3 separate regions of the Homo sapiens genome follow, and regions 1 and 3 are each linked to region 2. The links are chromatin contacts, found by Hi-C or POLR2A ChIA-PET in ENCODE. All regions are on one chromosome and are shown on one strand. The core of a region is the stretch at or near the end of the contact, and the rest is flanking DNA. Distances in the headings are between cores, read along the strand shown.

The links. A loop is a pair of places that touch in the nucleus more often than their neighbours do. ChIA-PET counts read pairs that join two places held with the same protein, here RNA polymerase II (POLR2A). Pooled maps may share reads with other maps.
Region 1: a loop to region 2 is called in a pooled map, with 3 times the contacts of the local background. The contact joins the enhancer-like site here to the promoter of TOMM22-DT in region 2. A Hi-C loop is called at or near these places in 1 of 50 pooled maps. POLR2A ChIA-PET finds 5 or more read pairs at or near these places in 3 of 52 experiments (H1, RWPE1 and naive thymus-derived CD8-positive, alpha-beta T cell).
Region 3: a loop to region 2 is called in a pooled map, with 7 times the contacts of the local background. The contact joins the promoter of RPS19BP1 here to the promoter of TOMM22-DT in region 2. A Hi-C loop is called at or near these places in 1 of 50 pooled maps. POLR2A ChIA-PET finds 5 or more read pairs at or near these places in 3 of 52 experiments (PC-9, activated CD4-positive, alpha-beta T cell and activated T-cell).

Annotation. Positions count from the first base shown.
Region 1 is chr22:37,931,759-37,935,327 of GRCh38, forward strand. MICALL1 (MICAL like 1) reads left to right here. Exons shown (of 16, transcript NM_033386.4): 10 at 41-175; 11 at 795-921; 12 at 1,040-1,130; 13 at 1,281-1,354. Among named protein-coding and RNA genes, the nearest start is that of C22orf23, 20 kb to the right of the region's middle. RefSeq lists enhancers at 1,274-2,076, 2,077-2,878. Within about 2 kb of position 2,298, at least 23 of the 41 ENCODE cell types and tissues checked have a DNase peak (open chromatin) inside an H3K27ac peak, as active enhancers do.
Region 2 is chr22:38,679,927-38,683,757 of GRCh38, forward strand. TOMM22-DT (TOMM22 divergent transcript) reads right to left here and starts at 1,930. Exons shown (of 2, transcript XR_007068097.1): 1 at 1,800-1,930. TOMM22 (translocase of outer mitochondrial membrane 22) reads left to right here and starts at 2,031. Exons shown (of 4, transcript NM_020243.5): 1 at 2,031-2,169; 2 at 2,397-2,515; 3 at 2,953-3,070. The coding sequence starts at 2,053. RefSeq lists enhancers at 1,819-3,018, 2,065-2,134 and silencers at 1,865-1,934, 2,325-2,374.
Region 3 is chr22:39,530,317-39,534,339 of GRCh38, forward strand. RPS19BP1 (ribosomal protein S19 binding protein 1) reads right to left here and starts at 2,432. Exons shown (of 4, transcript NM_194326.4): 1 at 2,371-2,432; 2 at 2,079-2,207. The coding sequence starts at 2,422. RefSeq lists enhancers at 1,646-2,161, 2,162-2,677, 2,467-2,526, 2,577-2,626 and silencers at 1,887-2,016, 2,197-2,356.

The DNA of each region.
Region 1 (3,569 bases), core at 1,048-3,547, 750 kb before region 2:
CTTCCCAGGCTCACCCTCTGTCATGTCTCCTTCCCTTTAGTCCTCCTGCAAGGAGAATCCTTTTAACCGGAAGCCATCACCTGCAGCGTCCCCAGCCACAAAGAAGGCCACCAAGGGATCCAAGCCAGTGAGGCCACCTGCCCCTGGACACGGCTTTCCACTCATCAAACGCAAGGTACCAGCTGGGAGCCCCCCGAGACCAGGCTGGCCTGGGCTGGCAACCCCCACTCTGCAGCTGCAGTCTTCCCCTGGGACTCTAAGGAGGCTGGCTGGCTAGGCAGTGGGCCTCAGATGCTCAAGAGAGCACTCTTGGCGGCCCAACTGGAAGGTCTAGCTTGCAGCCTGGAGGGATTTGGAGCAGATCAGCCCTTCACCACCAAAAGCAGTGGGTGGTGCATTTAATTTGTTACTAACAAGTTCAAGTATCAAGCACTCATGATAACACTGCTACTTAAGCTGATTAGAGTGTTCTCAAGTTTATCTCTGTAATAAGGTCACTCTCACTGACATTGTGATACCCTTTCTGGAGTGGCAGAGAGGAGGCGTTTCCGTGAAGGGCAGGGAGTCATGCCACCTTCTGGAGTGTCTGTTGGTGCTGGGACCAGTGGCATGCAGGGTTGTGGCTGTCCCCACACTGGCCCCTTCCCCACTGGGACCCTGCCTTCTTACCATGCTGGGGTGGGGGACAGGGCCCGGGCCCTGGAGCCACCAGTGGCCAATGCTGGCCAGAGAAGAGGGCAAGGCTCCTGGCAGCAACCAGGCAGGCCGTCAGGTGACCAGGCACTGTTGGGCAGGTCCAGGCTGACCAGTACATCCCTGAGGAGGACATCCATGGAGAGATGGATACCATTGAGCGCCGGCTGGATGCCCTGGAGCACCGTGGGGTGCTGCTGGAGGAGAAGCTGCGTGGCGGCCTGAATGGTGCGGGAGCGGCTGGGAGGGCCTGCTGGGTGGGGCTGGGGGCAGGAGCCTCTATTCCCCGGGGAACTGAGCCAGGCATGGCAGCCAGCCCTGGCCTCAGTGGGTATCTGGCTTCCAGAGGGCCGTGAGGATGACATGCTGGTGGACTGGTTCAAGCTCATCCACGAGAAGCACCTACTGGTGCGGCGAGAGTCCGAGCTCATCTATGTGTGAGTCCCCCCGCCTGGGGCATCCCTCCCTGGAATCCGTAGAGCTTAGAATGGAGAACCCTTACCCTCTTCCCTCATCAGTAACAGCGCAGGGCAGGGCAGCCGGGGCTCGGGCAGAATTGTTAAGAGTCACCTTATTCCCACCCCTAGCTTCAAGCAGCAGAACCTGGAGCAGCGCCAGGCTGATGTCGAGTATGAGCTCCGGTGCCTCCTCAATAAGCCAGGTGAGTGCAGCCACTGGCACTCCCCTGGCACCTGCCCTGGGGCCTGGTGACACGGAGGAGTGGGGGAGCGGGCAGACAAAACCCCAGTAGGATGCACAGGCAGACTGGGGACAGGGCCAGAGGAGGAGGTGCGGGGCAGGGCTGTCTGGGTCACCCCCAAGGATGGGAGAGACTGTAACAGGCAGTAAGCTGGCTGGGGCTGTGGTAGGAGAAGGAACCGCACAGACAGTGTAGGGTGTGGACGTCCGAGGGACCAGGGATGACAGGCTCTCAGTGAATGAAGATCAGGCCCAGGACCAGCCCAGCCTGTTTTGTGCGTGGGTCAGACTGTTCCTTCTTCTGCCACTAACTTGCTGTGTGACCTTGGGCAGGATTCTTAGCCTCACTGAGCCTCAGTGGCTTCAGGTGTAAGATGGGAATGAAGGTCCCCACGTCCTCGGGTGTTCTTGGGACCAGGAGACAGTGGACGTGGACTCTGTACCCTCTGAAGGGCTGATGGCTGATGGTTACCATGTGGCCGAGTTGGGGTTTGGTGAGGAGGGCTCCTCACACGCCCTGTGACCGTGGAATGCAGTGAACCGCAGCTGCAGGCAGAGACCCCAGGACTATGGAGATTCCAGAGTTGGGAGCCAAAGCTTTTGACCACTTTCTTATGGCTCAGGCATGGTGCCAGCCCTGGGCAAGGGCCATCTTGACAGATGGGAAGTGGAGGGCCAGAGAGGTCAAGGGACTTGGCTGTTGGTGACGGGGCTGGGCTTCCATCCATGTCTCTGATCTGGGGCTGTCCCTGCACACACAGCCCCTCCAGACTGTGGGGATGGTGGCAGGGGAACTGTCTACTGACTGGGGAATTTGGGAGGCTGGAGTGTCCCAGGGGAAGCCACAGAATGTCCCAGGCTTCCACTGCCTTGTGTGAGTCACTCCCAACTCTGCAGGAGGCTGGGGCGTGGCCACCACTCAGAGCCACAGCGGCGCCCTGTGGCCAGAGCGGGCACGGCTCCTCTGCCTCCCTGGCTAGCCCGGCCCCAGGGCTTACTGTGGCTTTTCCAGCCCCCGTGTGGTGGCTGTGCGTCCCGGGCTTGTCAGCCTGTCCCGGATGTTGCTTTTGGAAGGTGAAGCTGGTGTATGAGGCTCCGAGTACAGTACACCATGAGGGCCATTGCTTGGGGGCATCAGGCTGCCAGGTTCAAATACCAGCTCCACCTTCACTGTGTGACACTGGTCAAAGATTTCATGTCCCTGAGTCTCAGTTTCCCCACGTGTAGACTGGGGACATAACTTACCCAGGCCCCAGATATGGAAAATGGCAAAGTGGGATTCAAACTTGGGTGGTGATTTGGAGGCCCTGCTCTGTCCCCAGAACCAGGTTGGGCCACCTGCTCCTCAATTTTGGCAAGGTGAGGCCATAGGGGAAAGGGGCAGTGGCTGAGGGGGCTTCAGGATATTTATTTATTTATTTTGGGGGGGGGTATTTATTTATTTATTATTATTATTTTTTTTTTGAGACAGAGTCTCACTCTGTCGCCCAGGCTGGAGTGCAGTGGCGCGATCTCGGCTCACTGCAAGCTCTGCCTCCCGGGTTCACGCCATTTTCCTGCCTGAGCCTCCCAAGTAACTGGGACTACAGGCGCCTGCCACCACGCCCGGCTAATTTTTTGTGTTTTTAGTAGAGACCAGGTTTCACCATGTTAGCCAGGATGGTCTCGATCTCCTGACCTTGTGATCCACCCACCTTAGCCTCCCAAAGTGCTGGGATTACAGGCATGAGCCACTGCGCCTGGCTCTATTTATTTATTTATTTTATTTTATTTATTTATTTATTTTTATTTTATTTTTTGAGATGGAGTCTCACTCTGTTGCCCAGGCTGGAGGGCAGTGGCACAATCTCGGCTCACTGCAAGCTCCGCCTCCCCAGGTTGACACCATTCTCCTGCCTCAGCCTCCCTAGTAGCTGGGACTACAGGCACCTGCCACCCCGCCCGGCTAATTGTTTGTATTTTTAGTAGAGACGGGGTTTCACCATGTTAGCCAGGATGGTCTCGATCTCCTGACCTCGTGATCCACCCGCCTCCGCCTCCCAAAGTGCTAGGATTACAGGCGTGAGCCACCGCGCCAAGCCCTGGCCCTATTTGTTATTATTATTATTTTATTTTATTTTATTTTTTTGAGTCAGAGTCTCGCTCTGTCGCCTAGGCTGGAGTGCAGTGGCACGATC
Region 2 (3,831 bases), core at 680-3,179:
ATGGATAACACCTAATGCTGGGGAGGGTGTGGGACAAGGACATTTCCATTTACTGTACTATTATGAAAGCATCTGATAGAGGCTGGGAGCAGTGGCTCATACCTGTAATCCCAGCACTTTGGGAAGCCAAGGCGGGTGGATCACCTGAGGTCACGAGTTTTAGACCAGCCTGGCCGACATGGTGAAATCCCATCTCTACTAAAAATACAAAAAGTTAGCCAGGCATGGTGGCACACACCTGTAGTCCCAGCTACTTGGGAGGCTGAGGCGGGAGAATCGCTTGAGCCCAGGAGGTTGCAGTGAGCTGAGATCATGCCACTGCACTCCAGCCTGGGCGACAGAGCAAGACTCCATCTCAAAAACAAACACACAAACTCAAACAAAAATTTATATCTGCATACTTTCTGACCAGCTCACCTACTTACTAGAAATCTATGTACTATGCCTCAGTTTCCTCATTTCTAAAATGGGGATAACAGTGCCTACCCCAGTGAGCTGCTGTGAAGATTAAAGGAGGACACACCGCACCCACCCACACCCACAGGCACCAGAGCACCTGGTATTTAGGTGTTAACTCTTACCTTTGTTTGGTACATAGGGAAGATTTACCTGATGTTTTCCCAAAAGACCTGCAAGACACTAATTTATTCCTACCAAGTAAAACATGGCTCAGGAAAACGAAACTGGATCAGTGTCTCTCTAAAACAGCCCAAGAAGCAGGCCAAGGAGATGGACAAGGAAGATAAATCTTTGGCCCTGGTCACAGGCCGAATTAAGAAATCCGGCAAGGTGGGGCGCAGTGGCATAGGCCTGTAATCCTAGGACTTGGGGAGGCTGAGGCAGTCGGATTGCTTGAGTCTCGGAGTTCAAGACCAGCCTAGGCAACACAGTGAAACCCTGTCTTTATATATATATGTATGTGTGTGTGTGTGTGTGTGTGTATATGTGTGTATGTATATATACATAATACGTATATATGTATACGTATGTATATATATACATATATACACATACCTATATACACATATATACATATATACACATATATACATATATATACATATATACGTATATATATACACACACATAAAATATATATTATATATAATATATAACTATATATAGGCCAGGTGCGGTGGCTGATGCCTGTAATGCCAGCACTTTGGGAGGCCGAGGCGGGCAGATCACTTGAGGTCAGGAGTTCAAAACCAGCCTAGCCAAATGGTGAAACCCCGTCTCTACTAAAAATACAAAAAATTAGCGGGGCGTGGTTGGTGGTGCATGCTGAGGCAGGAGAATCGCTTGAACCTGGGAGGCGGAGCTTGCAGTGAGCCGGGATCACACCACTGCACTCCATCCAGTCTGGGCGACAGAGCGAGACTCCGTCTCAAAACAAAACCAACAACAACAACAACAACAAAAAGCTAAAATCTTACAAAAAGCGACCTGTTCCACTGTCCCTTGGGCCTGCGGTGATGGTGGGCCTGACTCCATTCGTCTTTAAACATCTCTATTCCCGGCCACATCTTTGGCCACCTATGCTCGAATAAAGTGTTGTCTTGGAGCCTGTTGTAAATTTAAGAATAAACTTTTGTTAAAAAAAAAAATACAGTGGCTCATCATCTCTTGAGTTGTTTTCACTCAGCCACTCCTACCTTAGCTGTGAACTTAAAGTAAAACAAGCCCCCAGAATCTTGCCAGAGTCAGCCCTTTGATCTTTGTTCTCCCCTGAACTCTATTACCTGGAATTAAAACAACGCATTTGAAAAAAAGAAAAACAAGCAAGTTTCTGAGCTCACCCTATACCCGCTGAACAGAATGACTGCGGTGGCGCCCCAGAACCTCTCACAGGCCTCTCAGCTGCTGCTAATGCCCGCCGAAGCCCCGACGCCCGGATAAGGCCAGGGCTGCCGGACCCGCTGCGGGCACTGGAGGACCCGGGGCTAGAGGGCGCCGCTCTCGCCCGGCTCGCGCCTCGGCTCCCGGAAAAGCAGCTCTGTCCGCCGTTCGGCTGCGCTCACCTCCTTTCCGCTTCCGGTGTCCCCTACAGTCATGGCTGCCGCCGTCGCTGCTGCCGGTGCAGGGGAACCCCAGTCCCCGGACGAATTGCTCCCGAAAGGCGACGCGGAGAAGCCTGAGGAGGAGCTGGAGGAGGACGACGATGAGGAGGTACTAGGGCCTCGCGGGGTGCAGAGCGGGAAGCGGGCCCGCTCGTGGGTGTGGGATCCGCGTGGTACGGGATCGGAGCGAAGCGGCTGCTTTGGGAGGCGGGGTTAGGGGCCCTGCTGGGCCCTGGGTGCCCTAGCTCCAGTGGGGCTCGGCGGCTCCCAGTGCCGCAGCGGGGCCAGGAATGGATGTCGCTTTTTCGGCTAAGACCCGCGTCTACTCCACCACAGCTAGATGAGACCCTGTCGGAGAGACTATGGGGCCTGACGGAGATGTTTCCGGAGAGGGTCCGGTCCGCGGCCGGAGCCACTTTTGATCTTTCCCTCTTTGTGGCTCAGAAAATGTACAGGTAAGGAACGAGGGCAAAGGCACTGGGTACGTGCATGGGATGGTCGTGGTGCTGTGAAAGAACACGGGGTTTGGAAGCAGCAGACCCGTGTTGGGTGACCTTGGGCTTGTACCCTATCCTTTCTTAGTTTCCTCTTCTGTAAAATGGGGATTCTTACCTGGCAGGGGAGTTGTGGGGGTTATTTCAGATTGTTGGAGATAATTAATGAATAAGGAGCTTTGTAAGAACTCAGGAGAATGTTAAACCGCCATCACTAGATGATACAGCTACCATAGCTGCTCCTCCTGTCTCTGGTAGGAGTATGGTGTAAGGAGCGGGTAGAATACGTTTATCAAAAACATTGGAGTATGTAATGTGAGAGGTTTGGTTACTGGGTAGTTCTTGCCTGTTTTGTTTGCATGTCTTCATGCTCACCCTCTGGGGATTTTCCTCTGCAGGTTTTCCAGGGCAGCCTTGTGGATTGGGACCACTTCCTTTATGATCCTGGTTCTTCCCGTTGTCTTTGAGACGGAGAAGTTGCAAATGGAGCAACAGCAGCAACTGCAGCAGCGGCAGGTGAGCCCAGACCTTGGGCTTTTTGCCAGTGGTGGAGACGCAAGTTATTTCACTAACACATTGGTCCCCAACCTTTTTGGCACCAGGGACTGGTTTCATGGAACACAGTTTTTACATGGATGGTGGGTTGGGGGTGGCCGGGGGTCGGGGGGGGGGTTCTGGATGATTCAAGTGCATTACATTTATTGTGCACTGAATTTCTATTATTACATTGTAATATATAATGAAATAATTCTATAACGTAGAATGAGTGGGAGCCCTGAGCTTGTTTTCCTGCAACTAGACAGTCCTGTCTGGGGGTGATGGGAGACAGTGACAGATCATCAGGCATTAGATTTTCATAAGGAGCTTGCAACCTAGATCCCTCGCATGCACTGTTCACAAGGGTTTGTGTTCCTATGAGAATCTAACACTGCTGCTGATCTGACAGGAGGTGGAGCTCAGGCAGTAATGTGAGCGATGGTGAACAGCAGTAAACACAGATGAAGCTTCTCTCACTTGCCTGCTGCTGATCTACTGCTGTGTGGCTCAGCTCCTAACAGGCCATGGGCCAGTGCCAGTCCACAGCCCAGGGGTTGAGGGCTCCTGTTGTAGCACCTGAGTTGACCAACAGTTAATGTGTGGGTGGGGATTGGGATCGGGCCCATGCTCTTTTAGTTGTCTGACTGTGCTTTCAGTATTATTTTTGTAGACGTTGGCCCCATCAGGTATGGTGAGAATAAGCTCTCTAGGCCTGTATGATGCCTTACACCCCTCCTTTT
Region 3 (4,023 bases), core at 1,182-3,681, 850 kb after region 2:
TGACTCGAAGAGAGCTGTGGATATCCGGGGAAAGAGCATTTGTCTAGGTAGAGGGAACACCCAGTGCAAAGGCCCTGAAGCAGAAATGTGTCAAATGTGTTTGAAAAACACAAAACAGCTGGAATGGCTGGGTGCGGTGGCTCACACCTGTAATCTCAGCACTTTGGGAGGCCGAGGCAGGCAGGTCACCTGAGGTCAGGAGTTCGAGATCAGCGTGGCCAACATGGTGAAACCCCGTCTGTATTAAAAATAACGAAAATTAGCTGGGTGTGGTGGTGGGCACCTGTAATCCCAGCTACTCGGGAGGCTGAGGCAGGAGCATCGTTTGAACTCGGGAGGCTAGAGGTTGGAGTGAGATGAGACTGCACCACTGTACTCCAGCCTGGGTGACAAAGCAAGACTCCATCTCAAAAAAAAAAAAAACAAACCAAAAACAACAACAAAAACAGCTGGAGTAGGGGGAGTGGGTAGCAGGAAGAGACCAAGTTTGGCTGGGGGTGGGGGTAGGTCATATAGCCCTTGTCAGGCACCCTAAGACCGCCACCTTTTAGTGACTACAATGAGAGCCACCCAGAGGAAAAACAAGGAATGACTTCTGATTTTACACGATCACTTTGGTTGCTGTTGAGAACAAGATTACGGGGGGAGGGGCATGTGGAAGGCAGGAGACCGGCTAGGCTTCTGCAATAATTCAGGCAAGAGACGATGCAGCTTGGAGCAAAGTGGCAGCTGCAGAGGTGTTCTTTCCATTGGCTGCGAGGCTTGCCATTCCTCTCACTCAGCATCTATGTGCCAAAACCTGTGGTGGACACCAAGGCTGCGGACAAGCCCAAGGAGGTGTGTGCCTTTAGGAGCTTCCATCCAACAGGGGAGGTGGGTGAGCACCCAGGACACGACAGTGAGACAAGGGCTGGGACAGATGGGAATGACCTCTGGCACTCCACACTCCTGCTTCATGGCAAGTATCGCTGGGGCTCAAACCTGTCTCACTTTCCTGCCTCCAGACTTTGGCTTAAGTTGTATTTCCTCCTTGGAATTCATAATTCTTTTAACAAATACTTTAACATCTTTTATGCATTAGACTCTAGGGATTCAGACACAGTAAGAGCTTGCCACGTCCTGACACATGTCAAAATATCACCATCTTGCCTACACCAGCCCCTCCGAAAGTCTTTATGTCTATTAAGTGACACTACGTCCCCCAAGAAACTAGGCTCCACCTTCACAGCCAATTCACCACTAAAACCCCTCTAAAGGCTGAAATTCTCTGCTGCCCCCTCTTTAACATATTTTCCACCTGCACAATTCTCTTGTTATCTCTGCTGCTATAGCCACTGCCCAGGCCACAGCATGTCCTATTTCAATGGAGTAGGTAATAGCAGCACTCTGGAGACACAATGCCCGGGCAGCCACAATGCCTGTACCACCTGGGCAGGTGCCTTTTTCTGAATCTGTAAAACGGGGGTGATAGTAGTATCGACCTCAAAGGGCTGCTGTAAGGATCAAACGAGCTTACATTTGTACAGCACTTAGAATCAGCACCTGGTACAGAGTGTTAGTGAATGTGTTTAAATGCTCCATCTTTGATCCTCATTCACTAGGTCACCTTTACCAGCCTTTATTTTTTCAAATTCTCAAAGGCAACAACCTCCTTTCTGACTCAGGACCTTTGCACATACTATTCTTCCTAGAATATTCTCCTACTTTTCACCTAGCTCACTCTTATACATCCTTCAGCTCTCGGCTGAAATGTCGCTTCCTCAGAGAAGGCTGACTTGGCCTAAGTCCCCATCAGAGTACCGTAGTCTTTTAATTCATAGGCTTCAATGCACTTAGCAATGACACACTGGGTTTGATATTCTTTGATGCTTCTCTCCCCACTAGGGCCGTAGTCCACGAGGACCAGGACGGTGGCGTGTTCTGTCACCTTCGTATGTCCAGGGCCCCGCTCCGCGCCTGGCACACAGTAGGTCTAGCAATACCGGGCGAACGCTTCAAGCCCTGCCTCAAGCGCCACCTCCTCTGGGGCGCAGGTCCCAGCACCGGAGGCAGCACTTTCAGCCCCTTCCCGAACTTACCCAGTGCCGACTTGGGCACCTTTCCCTTGGCCGAGTTCCGCAGTTTCTGGGCCTGAATTGCCTTCGTCTTCCGGGGCCGTTTCACCGGAGCCCCTCTCGGCTTGGCCTGACCTGGAGGGTCCCGGGGGGCTGTAGGGGAAGAGAGAGGAAGAGACCCAGGTCAGAGGGCGCGCAGCGTTCCCATGCCACTGGGGCTAAGCCCGGCCTGGATTGTTTTCCATCCAGGGCTCCCGCCCGCAGCCACTACCATCCTCCTGCCCGCGCCGGACGTCCCCTGGCCAGCCCTCCTCACCCTCGGACGCCGCCAGCAGCTCCAGGCCCCGCCGCAGCAGGGCGGCGGACATGGCGGCGCTTGGCTCCGCCCACGAGCCTCACACTACTTCCGACCTGGCAGTCCCTGTCGTCTCGGCGGAAACCCGAGCCCGAACAGAGGGATCCGGAGGGGGATGGGCGGAAGTGCCCATCTTTCTTAGGACGCATGCGTTAGGGGTTTACACTTGAGCGGAAGAAGGGGCGGAAACTGGAGGCGGGTCCAAGGCGCAGAAAGACACATGTGTTACTCAATCCCAATCTACCTGGCTCCTGGCGCTCAGTCCCCTCCTTCCCCGGAAGCCGTCCGCAACCTGCTCCGCCGGGTTGGCCAATCCTCTCGGGTCTCGTGGCTCCGTGGCGGGCTAGGATGGGGACAGGGCGGAGTGTTTTTCATATACTTCAACCAGCACTAGGTATCGCACAGGTTGAGTGCAGCATGAGAATCCAGTTGTCTTCCCTTAAGCCAGACATTAAAGACATATCTTTGTTTTGAAAACTACAATTATTTCTCATAAAATACGTTGTTTATGTTACCAAGCAATGGGTTTATTGTCATTTTAAGTGAATTAATGAATATGTAAAATTTTTGTTTTAGTTTCTAGTATGGCAAATATCAGTTGCCTACATACAAAAGTTCTTTGGGATCCTGAATTTTTTAAAATTTATTTTATTTAATTAAATTAATTTTTTTTTTGAGACGGAATCTCGCTCTGTCGCCCAGGCTGGAGTGCAGCGATCTCGGCTCACTGCAACTTCCGCCTCCCGGGTTCAAGCGATTCTTTTGCCTTAGCCTCCCGAGTAACTGAGATTACAGACGCCCGCCACCACGGCCGGCTAATTTTCTTTTTAAAAAATTTTTAGTAGAGACGGGGTTTTGCCATGTTGGCCAGGCTGGTCTTGAACTCCGGACCTCAAGTGATCCGCCCACCTCAGCCTCCCAAAGTGCTGGGATTACAGGAGTGAGGGGATTCTGAAGTTTTAAATGTAAGAAGCTTCTTAGACCAAAACATTTGAGCCCCTCTGGCCTAGAAGTGACACTGCTTACCTGGGGGAGGAGCCCTGGGCTTGTTCGCTGCTCCATCTGCAGCTGGCAGCCCAGCACCTGGCATGGAGAAGACACGCAATAAGTGAACGGTGAATCAGAAGGGACCACTGGGTTCACTCAGCCGGGTTCTGAGGGCCTTCTGTGTACTTGACACCACAGAGTGTGGGACCTGGAGTTCGTCCTCCGGGATAGACCACACCGTTTAAGCTCCATCGGCTAGAGAGTAATAATAACAACCAACACAAACTCAAGCATTTGTGCTGTTCTACGTGCTTTACATTTGTTAACTTGTTTATCCCCCCTACCCTTCCAGGTAGGAATTGTCTTTTGCATTTTACAGACGAGGAAACAAACACAGAGAGGCGAAGGTCACACGGGTGGAGTCAGGGGTGGGAGTTAAGACTGGCAGCCTGGCCGCAGGATTTGTGGGGGCGCTCCTGTCCCAGCCACCAGGGAGAGCAGTGCTGTGGTGCTGGGTGGGGCCTGTCAAGCCATGGGGTCAGGTAGGCCCCTGGAGGGTGAGGAGGAGCTGACCATGTATGGGCAGCGGGGATTGTTCTAGGCGGAGACCGCTGTAGCGAGGACCTA